Linked DNA regions of Homo sapiens: region 1 is linked to region 2. A link is an interaction called in ENCODE POLR2A ChIA-PET data of the cell type or tissue named here. Cell type or tissue: OCI-LY7. All regions are shown on one strand. Links, peaks and the distances in the headings refer to the core of each region. The heading gives the core; the rest is flanking DNA.

Evidence for each region. Peaks named below come from ENCODE experiments on the same cell type or tissue, not always from the same donor. Only the 100,000 strongest peaks of a DNase experiment are listed, where the experiment ranks them.
Region 1: POLR2A ChIA-PET joins it to region 2 with 5 read pairs; 2 of 35 experiments call an interaction of 5 or more read pairs at or near these places.

What each region holds. Positions count from the first base shown.
Region 1 is chr3:186,257,880-186,268,680 of GRCh38, reverse strand. DGKG (diacylglycerol kinase gamma) reads left to right here. Exons shown (of 25, transcript NM_001346.3): 13 at 904-996; 14 at 3,375-3,434; 15 at 6,903-6,982; 16 at 8,168-8,242; 17 at 10,742-10,801. Among named protein-coding and RNA genes, the nearest start is that of DGKG, 99 kb to the left of the region's middle. In OCI-LY7, for the core only: CTCF peaks have their summits at 6,841 (motif pointing left) and 8,768; a DNase peak (open chromatin) is centred at 6,840.
Region 2 is chr3:186,941,676-186,952,476 of GRCh38, reverse strand. The region is part of intron 1 of ST6GAL1 (ST6 beta-galactoside alpha-2,6-sialyltransferase 1); the gene reads right to left. Among named protein-coding and RNA genes, the nearest start is that of ST6GAL1, 17 kb to the right of the region's middle. RefSeq lists an enhancer at 10,553-10,801. In OCI-LY7, for the core only: no CTCF peak of the experiment used is centred there; DNase peaks (open chromatin) are centred at 4,556, 5,236 and 5,626; H3K4me3 peaks cover 1,700 bases; H3K27ac peaks cover 4,401 bases.

The sequences.
Region 1 (10,801 bases), core at 3,860-8,859, 680 kb after region 2:
GGACCCCACAGCGCCTATTCAATGCCCTCAGCCTAACGATGCTCCAGTGAATTACCAAGCTGCCCAGAGAGAGGGCACCCCCGAACCAGGGGAGTGAGGACTGCTGAAGAAGAAGCTGGCCAGTCCACTGTCTGTGTGGCCTGGCAGCTGGGATCAGCAGCCCCGACTATGAACTTCTTTTACCTGGCTATCACCTAGGGCCGGGGACACTGACAGAGTGGGAGAAAAATTGGACAACAGGAGCATCATAGGAGGGGGTGCCTGCCCTGAAGGCACATTCCTCAGAGCAGCCCCACTGCCTGGGCCAAAGGTTTGGACCTGCTGCCACCAGCCACAGCACATGCTAGAGTCCACAGCCCCACTAGACACCCAGAATGCCACTGGCAGCCACTGAGCTGGCCAACCTGCCTGTCAAAACTCACTGCCAGCTCTTGTCCTTCTCCCCAGGTATCAGCCTCAAAATGTAGGTTTCTCCAAACCAGACTGCAGAACTCTCAAAATACAAAGGTTGAATCACAAGGTTTACTCTCAGCCATCCATGAGTTTGTTCATCAACATCTCCCTCCTCCCAGAGTCTCAGGGCCTGGAGAGCACATATCTAAGGGGGCTCTGGAATCAACATGGGGTGCCACACTGAAGGGTCACAGGCCGGCTCATGACTGTGTCGCTTCAGTAGCCATGAGCGGCTCTTGGCCTCTTTGCTCAGCCCACAGCAGACTTTGCACCCTTAACCACACACACACACGTGCACACACACACACACGGCAATACTGTCAAAGCCAGCAGTGCATCAGGATTTGGGGGAGCACTAGACAGCTCACCTCTCCCCCAAACCTCTCCACCTTCATGTTTGATGTTTCTTTGCTCACTTTCACTCACTCTCTTTTTCATTTCTCCCCCCAGTTTCACCGCAAATGTGAATTATCAACGTTGTGTGACGGTGGGGAACTCAGAGACCACATCTTACTGCCCACCTCCATATGCCCCATCACCCGGGTAAGTGCTCCTGCCCCGGCGAGGGCTGTAGCTTCTCCGGGTTCTGGTTTCAGATGTAGGCAGCTTTCAGACATTCACATCCTTCCCAGGGCTTCCCTGACAACTCTTTGGGTTTGTGTTTTCTTTTCTTTCTTTTTTTACTGTTATTTTAGGTTAGAGAGTACATGGGAGGGTTTGTTACACAGGCAGACACGTCTTGCGGGAGTTTGTTGTGCAGATTATCTTATCACCTGGGTTTTTAGCCCAGTGCCCAGTTGTTAATCTTTTCTGCTCCTCTCTGTTGGGTTTGTGCTTTCAGTATGTGCTTGAAAGAGGTCAGCGCTGCACAGATCAGATTTTGAGAGAAATCTTCTCTGACTAAACTGTTGCCAATTGCTGACCACCCCGAGTACCCTGAAATGACCCAGCAAGGAAAGCACATTTGTTCTAAGCCTTTTGCAGGCAGAGCACAGCACAAGGAACCTCAGTCACCACCTATGCATGGCCAGGCTCCCAACCTCCCTCATCTCTGTCAATCTCCCTGCCACATCCAAACAGTATCTCCCTCTACTTCCTGAGTTTCCACTTGGATGTCTCAGCCTGATTTGGAAATGAAAGCAGCAAAATTAAGCTCCTTTACCCCCACCTGGCACGTTGTCGCCTGTGTTGAAGACTCCTCTTTCAAACAAGCGTCAAACACTTAATTTTGCCATCTTCCCATCTTAAAAATGTTGCAAGTCCCACCCATTCCTCACATCTCACTCTGGACTTGACCAGCTACTTCTTTGTCATTAAAAACCTGAGAAAAAGGCCAGCCACGGTGGCTCATGCCTGTAATCCCGGCACTTTGGGAGGCTGAGGCAGGCGGATCACCTGAGGTCAGGAGTTTTAGATCAGCCTGGCCACATGGTGAAACCCCATCTCTACTAAAAATACAAAAATTAGCCAGGCGTGGTAGTGGGCACCTGTAATCCCAGCTACTGGGGAGGCTGAGGCAGGAGAATTGCTTGAACCTGGGAGGTGGAGGTTGCAGTGAGCCAAGATCACACCACTGCACTCCAGCCTGGGTGACAGAGTGAGACTCTGTCTCAAAAATAAAAATAAAAAACCCTGAAAAATACCAACACATTGGAAAATCATTTAGCAATATTTACTGTATTGGAAATATACAAACTCCATAACTCAAAAATTCTCCTCCAGTGCATCTACCTGGAAAATACAAGCATTTATTCCACCAAAAGACATGCACAAGAATGCTCATAGCAGCTTTATTCATAACAGTTAAAAACTGGAAACAAGTTAAATGACCATTAACAGGAGAATAGATGAATAAATTGAGGCATATCGGCATCTGGCATTCATAGAATGGGAAACTACATTGCAATGGAAAAGAACAAACTATGCATAGAGTAAAAACATGGAGAATCTCAAAAACATAATGCTGAACCAAAGAAGCTAGACTCGAAAAGATATGCTCTATGAATCCATTATATGAAATTCAAAAGCCAGGCAAAACCCATGTGGTATCAGGAGTCACAACAGGGTTATGCTTGAAGAGGTAGTAGTTACGAGGCCATCCCCATATACAAAATTCATCAAGCTGTACAATTTAGATTTGAGCATTTTACTATATGTGAGAAAACCTTAATAAAATAAACATTAGAAAAACAAACAAAACCAAGAAAAATGACAATATCATATCATTAGATAGTGCTCAGCCGAAAAGCCAAGTCGACGGCCAGGCGCAGTGGCTTACACCTGTAATCCCAGCACTTTGGGAGGCTGAGGCCAGCGGATCACGAGGTCAAGGGATCGAGACCATCCTGGCCAACATGGTGAAACCCCATCTCTACTAAAAATACAAGAAAATTAGCAATTAGCTGGGCGTGGTGGCACGCACCTGTAGTCCCAGCTACTAAGGAGGCCGAGACAGGAGAATCACTTGAACCCAGGAGGCGGAGCTTGCAGTGAGCCGAGATCACACCACTGCACTCCAGCCTGGCAATAGAGCGAGACTCCGTCTCAAAAAAAAAAAAAAAAAAAAAAAAGAAAGGAAGAAAAGCCAAGTCGCCAAGTCTAAGAATTTTCTTCTCAGAGCTCAAGCTTCTAAATCAACCAAGTGGAATTCTGCCACTTTCAGTGCTCCCCACTATGTCCCTTGCCTCAAAGGTAAAGTCAGCCCGTGATGTCATCACTGGAGGCCTGAAGAATCCTAGAAAAAGTCATAGGGGTACATTTCTTTATTTAGGTCAGAAGCCCTATGTTGAAAACCTCGTCTCCATACTACACTAGCTTTCTGATCTCTTTCTTTATATCAGCCGTTTGTTTTTCATCTGATCTCTTTCTTTGTGTTAGGCTTCTTTTTCCAAAAGATGCTTGTCTTTCCTTTCTTGTCACAGGACAGGCCAGGTGAGAAGTCTGATGGCTGCGTGTCCGCCAAGGGCGAACTTGTCATGCAGGTACCTCATGAGCTCTAAATCCGATTGCACCTTCTAAGTTGTTCCAGGGCTGTGGCGGGCAAGACGGGGTTTGGGTTCTACAGAAAAGCATCTCAGCATTTGCCTTCTCATCTGACTAATTATACCACCCAGGAGGGCATTTATTTGTGGCCTCTGGTGTTACCTTTGACAGCCACACTGTCAGCAAGTGGTGAGAGGAAAGGTTGACTGATCCCATTGCTGGTCTTATTGGGCTTTATTACTATTTTAGGAAAAAGTTACATAAAACTTTAATATGCAGATGTCCTAAATAATAACAAAGATGTGGCCTAAAAATAGACAATGGGTTTTTCAAGATTGCCAAGCTGTCTCCAGAACATGATCTGCCAAAATGAAGCTAACCAGATCTAAAAGTTCTTCTTAATCCTTAAATGTATACTTAAGAACTCATTTTTTTTACTTGGGTTCAGCAATGAACATTTTTTGTGTCTTCCACAGAGTTCCAAGGAATGCAGGGAAGGCAGCCTGGTGAGGAACAAAGAGTACTAGAAAAGGAAATAGAAAACCGGGGCCTCCTGCTCTGCCTCTGAGCCTTAAGTTTCCTCCGCTCAAAGGAGACACAGTAATCCCTGCCCTGCCCACCTCCCAGAGGTGCTGTAAGATTAAATGAGAATATACAGATTCACGTGTTGTGAAAAGTAAAAGGCCGGGCGCAGTGGCTCACGCCTGTCATCGCAGCAGTTTGGGATGCTGAGGCGGGCAAATCGCCTAAGGTCAGAAGTTCGAGACCAGACTGGCCAACATGGTGAAACCCCATCTCTACTAAAAATACAAAAATTAGCCGGGCGTGGTGGGAGGTGCCTGTAATCCCAGCTACTCGGGAGGCTGAGGCAGGAGAATCGCTTGAACCTGGGAGGTGGAGGTTGCAGTGAGCCGAGATTCTGCCACTGCACTCCAGCCTGGGCAACAGAGGGAGATTATGTCTCAAAAGAAAAAAAAGAAAAAGAAAAGTGAAACATAAGGCCGAATGAGGGGAGAATCTTAATATGTGAGAAAGCTCTAGACACCTAGAAGGGCAGAAAGGTGGGAAACACACACAGGCGCATGCATATCCACACCCGATACATGTATGCCAGTTGTTTAGGGCAGGCAGCCATCGGGTTGTCTTGCATCTGTTCTGATGGGGCAGAGCCCCCACTGTAGGACTGGCTGTTAAATACGTTGAATATCATCTCCAGAGGTGAGGGTTTATTCCTCAGCCTCCAAGATGCTTCTGGGCATCACATAGTCACCCTGGGCAGGTGAGACAAATTTTTTAGATCATCGGAAATGCTACTATCCTTTTCAAACAACATGGCACTGTGTTTGCTGGACTTTTAGCTTGAGATCTGGAAAAGCAGGCATTAGATATTGAATATGGAGCAGAGCTGTGCGTCCACATTGGTGTATCCTTCCACTGAACCCACAAGTATTTGCTGAGCACCCACTCTTGTGTCTGGTGCTATAGGGTCCTTGGTAGTAGGGTTACACACACCCCACTCTGCTCCCAATGCATTTTAAATCCAGTTGATGTTTTGAGTCATTTATCTAAGAAAGTAAAAAAAAAAAAAAATACAAATGAACAACAAAAGAAACTCCAGAAGATAGTACATGGTGCGTTTGTTTGCTTGCTTGCTTGCTTGCTTGCTTGCTTGTTTTTTGAGATGGGGTTTCGCTCTTGTCTCCCAGGCTGGAGTGCAATGGTGCGATCTCAGCTCACTGCAACCTTTGCCTCCCGGGTTCAAGCGATTCTCCTGCCTCAGCCTCCCAAGTAGCTGGGATTACAGGCATGCGCCACTACACCCGGCTAATTTTTGTATTTTTAGTAGAGATGGGGTTTCACCATATTGGCCAGGCTGGTCTCGAACTCCTGACCTCAGGTGATCCGCCTGCCTCAGCCTCCCAAAGTGCTAGGATTACAGGCATGAGCCACCATGCCCAGCCAATAGTACATGTTTTAAGTGCAATCATTTTAGTTGCAATGATGAAGGGAAACTTCATAGAGATGTCTCTTGAATTGAGCCCTGAGGATAAGCAGGTTTTTGTTGGTGGTGGTGGTGGTGTTTTTTGTTTGTTTGTTTGTTTGTTTGTTTTTCTTTTCCGAGACGGAGTCTTGCTCTGTCGCCCAGGCTGGAGTGCGGTGGCGAGATCTCAGCTCACTGCAACCTCCACCTCCCAGGTTCAAGCGATTCTCCTGCCTCAGCCTCCCGAGTAGCTGGGATTACAGGCACCTCCCACCACGCCCGGCTAATTTTTGTATTTTTAGTAGAGACGGGGTTTCATCATGTTGGCCAGGCTGGTCTCGAACTTCTGACCTTGTGATGCTCCTGCCCCGGCCTCCCAAAGTGTTGGGATTATAGGCGTGAGTGATCATGCCCAGCCAAAAATTTTTTTAGTAGTCTGCAAAGAAGGAAGTGGGCATTTCGGGACATGGAATGGGAGAAGAAACAAGCACGAGCAGACCCATGGGTGGGAATGCAAGAGACACACTCTAGACTTACTAGAGGAGCAAGAGCAGGACTTGGCTGCACCTGCAGCTGAGGGTTAGCAGGAATTAGGAGATAACAGTAGAATAGGGCTAGACTGAAAAGGCCTTTGATGCCAGGTTAGGAAATTTACATTTTATCCACAAAATCCAAATCCTCCTTTAATAATGAGATGTCTTTACAAGTTTTTGGGCAAGAGTGGTATGGCTGACCTGGTGTCCTGGGAAGGAACTGTGTGGGGATGGTGTGCAGGACTTACCTAGGGTGGGAAAGGCACAAGCAGCATGGGGCTGTGGCAGCTACCAGAGGTAAAGGGACATTTCAGGGAAAGACTTGGCAGGACAAGACCTTCCTTGGATGGATGGATGAATAACAGAAACAGGGAACCAAGAGAAAGGCCGAGTTTCATAGGGAGAGAAGATGGGTCATGTATGAGGCATGTTGAGCTTGTACTGATGGTGAGACGTCCAGTCGACAGTACTACCCACTGGCCAGTGAGAAATGTGGGACCAGGGTTCAGGAGGAAACTGGGGCCGGAAATGAGCATTTGGAAGGCGCCAGGGTGGAAGCGGGTGGTTCACTCCACGAGTGCTATTTCACTTACGCGTATGATCAGACGGCCGTGCTTTCTAAGATCATATTCAGCTGTGTCTCCCACAAAATTTCATCTTGTGCTGTAGGTACAAGACCACGTCATCGTTGAATGATTTGAAGCTACAGCATCATTGTCCCATCGCTGATCCTGACCTCAAACCCTCATTTCCGTTAACACTACTTAAAGGCCATTCAAACTGGAGACACTTAGCTACTTAGCCCCTCCGAAAATTCAGCCAGTGGAAAAACACCTGACTGCCTGCCCTCCTGCTTCTCATCTGCCTCTCCGAAGCTGTCTTGGCTTCAACTCTCATCTCACGCCCCCTATTGGATGAAGCAGAGCTAATTTCTTTTTCTTTTACCTTTCAAGTATAAGATCATCCCCACCCCGGGTACCCACCCCCTGCTGGTCTTGGTGAACCCCAAGAGTGGAGGGAGACAAGGAGAAAGGTACGTTCTCTTCTGTTTCAAAGTGGAGCAACTAGGGCGACACGACTCAGGCCCTTCCTCCCCTTGGCAGGAACACAGCAGGCTGTGGAGACAGGCAGACTCAAATCCCAGCACTGCCACCTGCCACTTTATGACCTGGCCCAAGTGACTTAATGTCCCCGGGCCTCGGTTTCTCCCTCTGTAAAATGGAGATAATTATCATTCCTCCTCTCACAGGTGAGAACAGACACGGTGCTTAGCCCACAGCCTGCCACGTGAGCCATTATTAAGACCACTAGAGTTAGACCACGCTCTGAGATGCCTGTGCCTTTCTAGCCTCTCAGATCTCTTGATTTAAGAGATGATGGGCAGCCCGTTGATTAGGACCTGCTGGGCTACCGTCACCCGTGAGAAGCCAGTGCATCCACCTCATCAGTTTGCTGAAATGCCCAGTTCAGCGGAGGCTAGAAATTGCTGAACAGCACAGGTGGACAGGGAGAATGGTTAAAGCAGCTCTGCCTCCCAATTCCGGGATCATTAACAGATGGCACCGTGATCTGGAATCCAGGTTAAAAAATAATAATTAGTAGAGTTAAAGCAAGAACTATGAGGACCCCCACCCCTGTCCAAGGGGCAGGACACCCCTCCTGAACTGACCTGACAATTCCAAGCTGGAGCCAGGAAAGCAGGCCTGGGTGCAGTCACGGCCTCTCAGCGCCCTCCCTCCCCCACAGCCCAACACCACCTCCTGCGTTTCCTCCTGATCCCAGGACTGCAGGGGGCCTCTCCCTGGGGAGGAGGGGGTCCTGTGATGCTTTTGTACAGTCTGCAGAGGGCAGAATCACACTGCCTAGACCATACAGAACATTTGGGAGAAGGTCTCTGTGGAGGATAAAGCTTTAGAATGAAAGTTCTGTTCTCTGGGTTTCTCTGCCCTGTCCTCTTTGTAAGGGGCGATGCTTCTGGGCTTAGGAGCTGGAGTCTAGGTTGGTAGTTCAGCCTTGAACCGGGAGTGATAACACGGGTGATGCCAGGTGGAACCTGGACGCCAGGGTCAGCAGGCAGTGCCCTCCCCTCCGGGGTTTAAATGAACCCTCATCCCTGCCACCAGTGGGCTCCAGAGGTGTTTGCCCTAATGTGACTTCTCACGATGACATATTCCTTCTCTGTCTCTCTCTCTCCCTCCTTTTCTTTTTTTTTCCATAGAATTCTTCGGAAATTCCACTATCTGCTCAACCCCAAACAAGTTTTCAACCTGGACAATGGGGGGCCTACTCCAGGGTATGGAGATCACAATCTTTACCTCTTATTTCTCCCCCTCCCTTTTAAACTCCAATGAAGATGCCTCTTTTGTCACCTTTTTTTTCTTTCGTCTCTCAACTTGTTCCTTCCTGCCATTTTACTCCCTTTCTCTGCTTTTTCTCACGTCTGACTCTGACTCCTGGAGATACTCAGGATGCCCAGGAAGGCTAACTCTGTTTGAGAAGTGGCCTCCTGTAGCTTGTCCTAGAAAAAGTTATTTTATAAGAGGGGGAAAACTGCACACACCTTTCATTTGATTGACAGGAGGAACAGGCTGGTAAATTATTTTAACTTATTTGCAAGGCTCTGTTAGCTGGTGTCTTCATACTGAATCATCAGAGAAGAGAAAGTTTTCTTATCATTGTCAGTCAGCAGTTTGGAAATCTAGACAGTGACTCAGAGTTCTGCCTTGGTGTTCCGTTGTGGGGTCATTTTAGGATCAAGACAATTACTTGTTCAATGGAATCACTTTTGTTTTCTAAATCATTCGATTTTGAGGTTGTTTTGCTCCTCCTGCCACTTACTCATTGGCTATTCTCTTCTCGTTAGCATGGGGTTGTAAAGAGGCCTGGTGGGAGGCGTGGTCCCTGTGTCTGCGGCTAATGGTGAGCTGCAGGTCTCTGTGATGCGGCCCCTACAGCACCTGGGCTAGAAGGCCAGGAAAGCCTGGGCTTCCTCCCAGTCCGGGCCGGTGCTCGAGAGCCCTCTACTGGCCGGCCCCGGGCCCGGGGCTGTCTGCATACTCTGGGCTGGGCTTGCCCAGCACGCAGCCATTTGCCCAACCTCCAAACCAGGATTTCTGCTCCGGGTTCAGCTAGACCCCTCAGAGAGGTTGGAGTAAGGACTCTGAAAAGAGAATTTGACCCTGTCTTTGGTTGGCTGACACCAAAGCTATTGTTTATGGCAGCGGTAGTACAAGGCCCAGTTAAAAAGAGAAAGAAACATAAGTGCGGATTCAGTACACCTGCCATGATTTACCTGTAAAAGTAATTTCAGAACAGAGCCCACCTCTGTACACCACTGCAGTTGCCATCACAGTCACCGTGATTGCCATCACTGCTGAACAGTACAGCCTTGTGACGGAGCAGCCCCCCACAGACACCTTTACCAGCCCACTGTCAAAACTGGCAGACAGTCCTCCAGCTTCACCTCGTGTATTCTAAATTGTTTTCATCTGAGACGACGAGCCAGGTGGCTACTTCCCGGGCTGATACGCCCTGAGGGTCTCTCATGCGCATGTCACTCTCTAATCAGACAAGCTGCCTAGCTGGAGGGAGCGTCTGTTCAGAATTCACTTCCCGTCGGAGAGTCCCGTCGGAGAGCAGAGTTCTGCAAGAGAAGGAATGTTAATTTGCCTACACATGCATCAGTGATTCTGAAAGCTCCAGGGCTCTTCTCAGACCACCAGGCTGGGCAGATTGGAAATATTGACCTTAGGCTTCCCAAGTTCCACCCCCAAGGTGTCCGCAGGGCACATTCATTCTAAAGCAGAGGTTCTTAACTTTTTTGTGCCAGGAACCCCCTTGGCAGTCTGGTGAAGCATAGAAACCCCCTCTTGGAATATTTCTTAATGCATAAATTTAATAATAAAAGGTGACCAGGGAAACCATATCAAAAAACAGTTATTAAAACAGTAAAACAAATTAGTGATATGAGAATATATGAGCTTCACCAATACGTCAAATAGGAAGACCCAGAAGTGGGTCTAATAACTACCGTAAATTCCAAGCAGTGATGAGCATGGCAGTGGTATGAGGCATCTGTCACAACCATAATGAAACACTAACATGGCTGTGATTTTGACCGCTGACAAAGTCATGGGTATGGTTCCAACCTCTGTGGTCTGTTGCCTACATGCTGAATTGAAGGAAATACTACTAATTTCAGTTTGAGCTTAGGGAAAATAAGAATGTATTATTTTCTCCTCCAAGTTAATGGCCCTCTGAATCCAATCCATAGAACCCTTGGAGGTTGGTGGACCCCAGGTATAAGCACCCTGCTCTCCAGGGTTAAGGCTCCTGAGAAGAGAAGGGCATCACTCCACTCACTGTGGCCCACAGGAGAGTGAAGAGAAGATCCAGCAAATTCGGTGCATCTTGCTTACCAGGGCGGGTGTCAGGACAGAGCAGGCAGGAGAGCCCGAGAGGAGTGAAAACACTGGGGGCTATTTGTATTGACGCCAAAACTCTGGACTCCTCTGCGTAACTAGTACAGAATTTCTAGAAAACCATTTTCCATTTGTGTCGAATGTTGAGTCAGATTATCCTTGCACAAGGATGGCCCCCTTGGCCTTGGCTCCATATTCAAGGCACTGCATAGTAACTTCTGGTTTCAGAACATTGAGTGACCCTTTCAACCACAAAAGGAATCGAGGTCTTAACATACTCCTGGGGAACAGGGCAGACTCTGACTCAACATGTATCAATGTCAGCTGCAACCTAGTAACAAGCCCATTTTGGCCTTTCTTCTTCTTCCCAGGTTGAACTTTTTCCGTGATACTCCAGACTTCCGTGTTTTGGCCTGTGGTGGAGATGGGAC
Region 2 (10,801 bases), core at 3,501-8,500:
AAAGGAACTGAGAAGGAGAACCTAGTGAGAGAAGAGGAAAAGCAAAGACAGTGATGTTCCAGAAGCCAAGAGAAGAAACTATTTCAAGGAGGATGGAATGGTCAATTGTATCAAAAGTTGCTGATCAGTCAAGATAGGGACTGAGATCTGACCACTGGATTTGGCAAGAGAGGATACTGGTGAGCCTGACCGGTATGGTTTTGGTGGTGTGATGGGTACAAAAGACTGATCATGTTGAGTTTAAATGAGAATGAGAGAAGAGGGAGTGCAGGGTGCAAATGCAGACAACTCTCTCCAGGAGCATAAAAATTGGCACACCCCCTCCCTTTTCACCTCCTGCCGTGAGTAAAAGCTTCCTGAAGCCTCACCAGAAGATGATGTGGGTGCCATGCCTGTACAGCCTGCAGAATCATGAGCCAAATAAACCTCTTTTCTTTATAAATTACTCAGTCTCAGGTTTTCCTTTATAGCAAGGCAACATGGACTCATACAGTAGTACCCTTATAAAAGAGGCTCTGGAGAACTAGTGAGCCCTGTTAGCACATGAGGACACGGTGAAAAAGCACCATCCATAAATTAGGAAGCAAGCTCTCACCAGACGCCGAATCTGCTGGTGCCTTCAACTTGGACTTCCCAGCCTCCAGAACTATGAGCAATACATTTCTTTTGTTTATAAACCACCCTGTTTACGGTATTTTGTTATCACAGCCTGAATGGACTAAGACAAAAGGTATGAAAGTTTTCCTCCGACTGCCATTATTTTTTCAGGTAAGTTTAAAACAAGGTATCAACTGAGAGTATGGATAGGGAAGGTGTTAGAGACTTGAAGAGAGAGAAAAAGGTGCGAAACAGTCATCTAGATGACAGAGGAATGGTCATGCTTCTCAACTATCATTCATTGGAATTAACAGCACAGGTTAACAAAGAGATACTGGTGCCCAGGTCAACCTCACAAAGACTTTGATTTCGTTAGTTTGAGAGGAATTCAGGCAGCAATACGTGTTATAATTCCCACCAGTAACACTAATGACAGCCAGGGTTGAGAACCAATGGACCAACAAAATGAAGCGACATGGCCTACAACACCAATGTCCCCTTAAGAGTCATGGCCAAGAATTACGGCCTGGCGCAGTGGCTCATGCCTGTAATCCCAGCACTTTGGGAGGCCGATGTGGGCGGATTGCCTGAGGTCAGGAGTTCGAGACCAGCCTGACCAACATGGTGAAACCCTATCTCTACTAAAAATACAAAAAATGAGCGGGTCACGTTGGCAGGTGCCTGAAGCTGAGGCAGGAGAATCGCTTGAACCCAGGAGGCAGAGGCTGCACGCAGTGAACCGAGATCACGCCATAGCACTGCAGCCTGGGGGACAAAAACAAAACTCTGTCTCAAAAAAAATAAACAAAAAAGAATTAGAGTGGGACCATTCAGGATGACACTATGCTTTTCTACAGTCACACTCAGATTTGTGGAGTAGGTATGGTGTTCAAAGAGCTGGATTTAGCCAGGGCTAAATGAGATACTTGTAAAGCATATAGCATGCCCAGACATGGTAAGAGTTCAGTAAATGAAAGCTTCTACGTTTGTTTTTATCACCACCTAGGTGACACACAACATGCATGCAGCAAATAAAATCCTGTTTTTATCTCATCCAAATGATTCACCCAATCATATCATATCACAGAACTTTAGAGTCATTTGTGAATAACTAAAACCACAAATGTATATCCTTAACTATCAAGGTGGTCTTCTCCGGTTCTTTTTATTTGACACTGAGCACTGCATAAAGGGTCAGTGGACTTCCCAGAAATCACAGAAGTCACAGGTCACCCCTCCTCCCACCTACCTGCTGTCTGAATTTGATAACAACCGCTTTGTACCATTTTGTGAAGCCCCTCCATCCACATGACCTGGAGCCTGCACTTTAGTGAGCTCTGCCTTTGCAGTTCCTGCCTGGTAATCTGTCCCACTCCCTCTGAGGAGGCCCACTCCTGCTCCTAGCCCTAAGCCTGGAGCCCAGATACCTATGGAGAGATCACTGGGATGACAAGTGCCACCTCAACACCCTCTCCCCCAGTCAGGCCTGGCTGGATTCCTGCCCATGTAAAACCACCTGCTGGAAAATGACTGCAGACTCTATCCTGACCCAAACTGAGTAGGATCAAATGCCAGCAGAGAGGGGGAAGCCCGAGGGCTCACCTGTCCAGGGAGCCTCCACTGTTAGCTCTGCCCTCCCTTATGAGTGGATCCAATGCTGCCCCCGCCCCAACTGCCTGGCAGATTCTTCTTCATTCTTTTAAAGCCTTTGAGGATATCATCTCTTTTTCTGGCCTTCTCTGCCCCTGCCTCCAGCTCCCTCCACAGCTTGTGCAACTTGCTTTCCTTTGTGCCCCCTTCCACAGGCCTGGCTCTCCTCCTAGATGGAGAGCTCCTCCAGGGAGAGGCTGTATCTCATTTCTCTTTCTATTCACAGCCCCTAGCAAAGTGGCCCATCAGGTGGACAATAACTGAGAATAACCGTTCACATGTGCTGTGATATTGAAAATAACCACGATTTATTGGTCTCCAACCATGTGCCCAAAACTAGGTTAGGCACTACCTCTAGGACTCACACCAATGCTACAAGGCAGAAAGGATGAATATAGACTAAGACAGGAAACTGAGGACCAGAGAGGCCAAGCTGCCAAGCTTGCACACCTGAGAAGTGGCATATCTGGAATTTAAACCCAAGTCTGTCTGGCTACAAAGCATGTGGTTTTTTTTCCGAATGATAAGGTCTTTCTGAGGAAGGTGACATTGCAAACGGTAGTTAACAGGGAAGGCAGTGAGTTGCCTCCAAGCCCTCCTACTGTGAGTCACTGGATCTGGCTGGGGAGACAAGGGCAGGACTCTTCAAGTACAGAAGGATTCCCTGTGAGACGCCTTTGGTTCATCTCCTCCTGGCCAGTTTTTTCCCCTCATCCAAATTTGCAGCCCAGAATAAGATGTTCATTGTGAAAAGCAAAAAAGGAGCCGTCACAAGCCCTCTGGCAGGAATCATCTTCTGGGGATTCATTCCTCACACTGTCAGCCACCACCTCCAGCTCAGGCCCAAGGCCAGCCTCCTCCCAGAACCAGCACTGTGCAGTCCACAAAGGCAATCCCTGAGGCAGACTCTTAGGTAACTGATAACTCAGCCTGGCTGCCACGTCACAGCTCCCTAGCTGCCTTCTTCCCTCTCTCACCTGGAACAAATTCCTATGACCCTGGTTCCCAAAATAAGACAAGAAGAACAAGGTCCCAAGCTTGACTCTCCTCCAGGGCTCAGATCCATGAACCATCCCAGAGAATTTTCCCTCTTTCACCCGCCTGCTTGGCTTTTATTTCCAAGGCTAGAATTGGCAGGTAGGAAAAATGACTCTCTGGTGGAGCAGGAGGGCCCACTACAGCCTCACGGGCTTCCCACCACGGGCTACTGCAAATTCACTGCCTGCTGTCACACCTTGATCTTACCGAGAGAACACCCACTCAACTCACTGGTGGCTGGATGTGTTCTTACCTCAGTGGACAAACAGGAGCATCGCGGGAGCTGAGCTCATTCCATGAGGACTCCTAAGGGCTGGGCAGGATACTGGGCCCAGGGCTGTGCAGAGAAACCAGTCATCATCCCCACCATCCAGGATGTCAAGGTCTAACATAGCAAATTTCACATAGCATAGTGAGCATGGCACAAGAGATCGGAGGTCTTCTCTCTCCTTTGTGGGCCATGAATTTGAGGGGGCTCCTCCGGAACTGAGGCTGGCTGGAGCTGAGGCTGAGCCAAAGGTGTTGGTATAGCAGAGAGACCAGTGAGATAAGGAAGAAACGGATCTCTTCAGCGATATGGAATAGCCTGGGTCTCTCTCCAACGACCACATACACACACAGACACACACACACACACACACACACACACACACACACACACACTAGAGTTTCTGAACCCCCAAGAGCATACCAGGCCCCAGCCCACACCCTACAACCATCCTGATCCTTCCCGGAGCAAACGTCAGGTGCCTCCAGCCACACTAGCTCAGAGCAGAGGTCTGGCTGCCCGCCCAGTTTGATAAGTGTTGTCAGAAGCCCAATTTCTTTGAGGTCAGGGCCTTGCTTTGTCCTCATCGGTACTTCTGGAGAATAAAGCTGGCCACCGAAGTCCCCTGACAACCCTATCCTTCCTGGTCCCTCTTTCAGACCACTGGCGTCTACCAGACATGGCAGGGCCTGCCGGCGTGGCAGCTCCAACATTCATTCCTGTAGCTTGGCACGTCTGGAACAGCCTCCTCCACCCTCACCAAGCTGTTGACAGCCATCCCGACGCAACTCTGGCCCAGAAATTCCCCAGCAACCAGGAAGGCAGGCAAGAGCGGATTCTCACCCAGGCAGGGAGAGAGCCAGACACACTCCCTGCCTCCTCCCTCCCTCACTCTCTGCTGCCTTTCATTACAGCCTCCAGCTGGTTAACTGAGTCAGGGAAGCAGTTTCTTGCCTGTTGACCAGGTTGTTTGTGTCAACCCTGTAGGGGCTGTGTCTATGACTGTGAACATTTTCACAGACACCTGTGGGTGCTTGAACAGATGTATGCTCTCAGCAGAGCAAGGGGTGTGTCCGCAATAACAAACCCTTCTGTGTGCCTCTTTCAAACTGTCTCATCCTTAACGTCTATGATCTAATTTGAACATAAAAACTAATCTCAGGCTAGGCAGTGGCACAATTATTATCCCCTTCTATAGGCAAGGAAATTAGGGTTCTGATTAAGTAGCCTGGGGCCACACGGCTGCTGGATGGTGGAGTCTGGACCATCATGTAGGCTCTTATATTTACCTAAAAATTTACCTACAAAATTTACATCTAAACCATGTTTTATTTTATAGGTAAATGTAAATAATAATAAATACCAATCTAAACATAAACGTAAATGTATAAAATAGACTTACTTATAAAATATTTACCTATACAATTATTTTTACATTTTGTGTTTCATAAAGGTGGCTGATTCCGGTCTCTGTGCACCACAAATCATAGCACAATAGAAAAACCATGGGCATGGCTGTGCAGGCAGCACAGGGAGCTCAAATCAGTCTCACCACCATGCGCCTCTGGGCAGATAAACATCACTATTTTTTAATGCTCACCTTCTCTGTACCATTGCACTTTTCGTGTATGTGCTGCTGAAGCAAGCACAGATCTCTCACCCTTAACTTCAGTTCCCTCATGTGTACAGTAGAGATAATTGTACCTGTGCTATAGGGTTGTTGGGCAACCTAGAGATATCTACGTGTAGTATCTAGTGTGCTGTGCACACTGTATTAACAGCAGCCATGTTTTCCTTCATCCTTGCTTCTCCAACCACGAACCACCAACAAACTGCTCCCAGTAACCCCAGACATGCCAACGCCCCTTCATCCCCAGGCCTGTGTTCCTGCTGCCCCCAGGCCAGAAAGGTCCTTTCTCCCATTCTCCACCTATCAAAACTCCATCGGTCTCCTGGGTGAAACCTTTTCCATTGTCGTGTGGGCCCCAATCCCCAGCTGTCCATCTGATTGATAACGTATTTTGTTCTGCCTAGAGTGAGGTGTTTGCATAACTGACTCTCAAATCCCCCACAGTGTTCATCCATCTGTATCTCCGTTCCCACTCTTCACTCCCCAGGAACCAGTTTTTAATGGTGCCTTTCAGAATAGCTTCAGTGGTCTGATTTAAGTAAGACTAGTTCATTATTTATAAAATGTCAATCAATATGCAAAACTATATAGAGCTAAAAATCACCCAAGAGCCCTCTATCCAGGAAAAAATAAATGAATTAGTATCATTCCTCAAGTCTCTATATCTGTATATGGATAGAAGTGTGAAAGATGGAAGAAAGCATGCGTGAAAGGATAGATGGGGATTGCTTTACACAATAGCTGTTTTGGGTCAGGAGCAGTGGCTCAGACCTGTAATCCCAACACTTTCGGAGGCCGGCGGGAGGATCACTTGAACCCGGGAGATCGAGTCTACAGTGAGCAGTGACCGCGCCACTGCACTCCAGCCTAGGTGACAGAATGAGACACTGTCTCAAAAAATAATAATAATAAGTTTTTTAAAAGTAAAATAAAATAGCTAATTTTATTATTTTATTTTATAAGGAAAAGGAACACTTTTTTTTTTTGAAATGGAATCTCACTCTGTCGCCCAGGCTAGAGTGGCACGACCTCAGCTCACTGCAACCTCCGCTTCCTGGGTTCAAGCCACTCTTCTGCCTCAGCCCCACCGAGCAGCCGAGATTACAGGCGCCCGCCACCATGCCCAGTACAAAATAATTTTTGTATTTTTCGTAGAGACGGGGTTTCACCATGTTGGTTAGGCTGGGCTCGAACTCCTGACCTCAGGTGATCCACCCGCTTGGCCTCCCAAAGTGCTGGGATTACAGGCATGAGCCACCGCGCCCGGCCAGAAAAGGTACCCTTCTTTTTTTTTTTTTTTTTTTTGACGGAGTCTTGCTCTGTCACCCAAGCTGGAGTGCAGTGGCGCGATCTCGGCTCACTGCAAGCTCCGCCTCCCAGGTTCACACCATTCTCCTGCCTCAGCCTCCCAAGTAGCTGAGACTGCAGGTGCCCACCACCACGCCTGGCTAATTTTTTTGTATTTTTTTTTGGTAGAGACAGGGTTTCACTGTGTTAGCCAGGATGGTCTCGATCTCCTGATCTCGTGATCCACCCGCCTTGGCCTCCCAAAGTGCTGAGATTACAGGCATGAGCCACCGTGCCCAGCCGGAAAAGGTACACTTCTAATTAAAGTTAGCACTTAACATCTCCTCACGTCTCCCCTAACCCCCTATTTCTGGTATATTCTTTCTACTTCCTCACATTCTGTTCCTTAGTCCTCACTGCCCATCCCTGCCCCTGCTTAGCTTTGCTTCTCTATTTGAACGGATTAAGAGTTCACCAATTGACCTTCCACTATGCCTTCTAAGTATGTTTGTCGATTAATCTTTTTCTTCCTCAAGTGGGTTTCCTGAGAAGGCCTCTTCAGTGCTAGATTCCCTAAATTCTTGCAAGTGTGAGGATGTCTGCCTGACATACTTGCAAAGTAATTTGAGTGTAAAATTCTTCAGTCCCATTGCCTTTGCCCCAGAACTCTGTAAACAATTTTTTTTTTTTTTTTTTAAATAGAGACAGGGTCTTGCTCTTTCACCCAGCCCAGAGCACAGTGGCACAATCATAGCTCACTGCAGCCCCGAGCTCCTGGGCAAGGGATCCTCCCACATCAGTCTTCCAAGTAGCTAGGACTACAGGCATGCACTACCACACCCAGCTGATGATTTTCATTAGGGTCTCGCTATGTTGCCCAAGCTGGTCTCAAACTTCTGGCCTCAAGCGATCCGCAGGCTTCTGCCTCCCAAAGTGCTAGGATTTTAGGCATGAGCCACCTCACCTGGCCTCTGTAAACCTGTTCAGTCATGTCTGAGACCAACATGACTTCCCTTAAAGCAGATACTAGTTGATCCCAATATCCAGGTTTTCCTTTCAGTAGTAGAAAGCTTTCCCCAAAACTGAGTTTTAAGAAGGCATATGGCCTCTCAGCTGGAGACTTTTTCCCAGAGTTACTTACAGCCAGGTGTGTCTATCTATGTGACTAAGTCTTGGCCAATGGAATATGAGCAAAAGCGACGAGTGCCTCCGCAGACTCTCCAATTACCCTTTTGAAGGCCCACCTTTGTATGATCTTTAGATCTCTGATTTAAGTGCGTTATCTTTTTTCTCAGCATAGGCTGTGATTTTCCTCAAGCCTTCCTTCTCTGTTAGCAATTTCATTTTCAACAGATTCTGTTATGTTTCCTGGTAACTTTTTCTGTAATGACATTGTTTTTATCCCCAATGTCTTCCTTGGCTCTGTAATTACCTTTTTTATTTCATTGAGTAGTTTCATCATCTTGTCTTTGGGATCCAATTAATTAGTTTTCAATAATCTTGATTTTGCATGAATGAATTCCCCATACTGCCTCTCCTACCCGAGAGCCAACTCTAACCCAGGAATTATCTTGGAGGATGGGGAGAATAGGCAAAAGATGTCCCATTCACCATTAAGTGAGACAATAATTTTGCTCATATGTTATGCCCTCCACCTTCCCAACTCCTACTCATCCTTAAAGGGACAGCTCAAGGCCCATTACCCCACGTTCCTCCAGCCAGCTGTGATTGTTCCTGTTCCAGTCCCCAAAGTGTTTCTCCAAACTAAAGGATTCGCAGGCACTACCTGGGCTCACAAATAAACCTGGATCTTTTGAGAAACGAGATGAATCTTCTCCCTCTTCACACGTGGTTGGGCACATAAAGATTTTATTTGAAGACTTCTGGATTACTGATTGGCTGGATAAAAAGGAAGGTGAACCCTAGAACCAAGACTCAGAAAACCTGTCAACATCAGACCCACTAGTCCCAATTTAACAAAAAGTTGGGTAACACCATGAGGCAGGTTGAAAGAAGAGGATTCGGCAAGGGATGTTGTCCTTGAAACATTAAAAGAGAGGGAACAATCGTCTTAGCCAGCAAGCCAGACTTTCACAGCCTGCCTCTGCAGGCACTGAAGTGGAGGCTGAGACATGGGCTCTGGAGGCAAGCAGGCCTATGTTCAAGACCACGCAACTCAACACACTCACGGTCTGACTTTGAGCAAGTCACTGAATCTCCTTCAACCTTTGTTTCCTCGCCTATTAATCTGAGATAATAGGCCGGGCATGGTGGCTCATGCCTGTAATCCCAGCACTTTGGGAGGCTGAGGCGGGCGGATCACGAGGTCAGGAGTTTGAGACCAGCCTGACCAACATGGTGAAACCCCATGTCTACTAAAAATACAAAAATTAGCCAGGCATGGTAGTGTGTACCTGTAATCCCAGCTACTCAGGAGGCTGAGACAGGGGAATGGCTTGAACCCGGGAGGCGGAGGTTGCAGTGAGCCGAGATCGCACCACTGCACTCCAGCCTGAGCAAGAGCGAGACTCCGTCTAAAAATAAATAAATAAAATAAAATAAAAAATTGAGATAATAATAGTGTATGCAGTGTTATGAAAATTCTATTAAATAACACATGTAATGGTTCCAGCCTCAAGTCCCGCCACTTCATGCCTCATGCATTTCTCTCCAGGAATATCAACCTGCTAGTGTTTCCCTGACATATACAATGAGCCATTTCTCACCCTCAAATCTTTGCTCCTGCAGCCTTCCCCTGCCTCAAAAATGCTCATTTCCCAGAGGCTAACAGCTACTACTTTCTAAGACACAGCTTGTGTGTTGCCTCTTCCAGAAATCTTTCCCAAACTTACTGGATCTTCTTCCCATCATCTGTGCACACCCAAATCATAATATTTATCACACTATATTGTAATTAATATGTGCATATCTGCCTTCAACTAAGCTCTGGAAGCAACAGACTATGGGGATTATTTGGATCTATGTTCTAAAAATGAGCACTGCAGTCCCGGCACAGTGGCTCACACCTGTGATCCCAGCACTTTGGGAGGCCGAGGTCGGTGGATCACCTGAGGTGAGCAGTTTGAGACCAGCCTGGCCAACACGGCGAAACCTCATCTCTACTAAAAATACAAAAATTAGCTGGGCGTAGTGGTGGGCACCTGAAACTTTAGATGAGTTTCTAGCCCTTTCTGAAGCTTGGTTTTCTTATTTGCAAAATGGAGCTAATGATACCGACACAGCAGATCTTCCTGTGATGATTGGATGAGAGAACACACAACATGCCTAATCAGGGCCAGGCACACAGCAAAAGCCCAGAAGATGGTAAATTTTGCCACGTTTCCTTCACCAGACTTGGTTAAGACTTAAGTCAAAACATTCTTCTTCACTTGCAGGAAAGAAAGGGATCAGCCTTAAACACGGTGGGTGCCCTCGATTCCAGCACAGAGGACCATCGAGAGGTTGTAAAGGGTACAGCATTCCTAAAATTAAAGCTGGAAGCTCGGCACTGTACTAAGGAAAACTCCATCAACCAACAGACGGATGCAGATTTACAAAGACTGCAATGAAAAAACTTACAACCATCCTCCTGGGACATGCAGTTCTTTTCCAGGTGCCAGATTTCCTGATCATCTAAAGTGTACGTAAGGTATTTATTCCTGTGGAAATAATTTAAGAATACAAGGTCAAAGGGAGCTGAAGCCAAGGACAGAACAGGGAGAGAGTTGCCAAGATCCAAGGGAAACAAGGCTTAAGCCTCCTTTGATGGCTTCCATCTTATTCCACCTTTTCAGAGCAGGTGAAAACTACTTCACTACATTGTCTATAACTTGTCCCACCCCTTTAGTTCTAGTTTGCACCTTTCTGCTTCTTGCCCCATAGTCACAGACTCTCAAAGCTGCAGGGGGCCTAAGTGGCCATTGAGGTCAACCCCTCTGCAATGCAGAAGTCCTCTGATGGCAAACAAGTTTACTTGCAACTTTTTTTTTTTTTTTGAGACGGAGTCTTGCTCTGTCGCCTAGGATGGAGTGCAGTGGCATGATCTCGGCTCACTGCAAGCTCGGCCTCCTGGGTTCACGCCATTGTCCTGCCTCCGCCTCCCGAGTAGCTGGGACTACAGCCACCCACAACCACGCCGGGCTAATTTTTTGTATTTTTAGTAGAGACGGGGTTTCACTGTGTTAGCTAGGATGGTCTCTATCTCCTGACCTCATGATCCGCCTGCCTCGGCCTCCCAAAGTGCTGGGATTACAGGCATGAGCCACCGTGCCCAGCCTACTTGCAACTTTTGCTTGGATCACTTTATAACACGGCAGTGGCTTCCTTGTAAC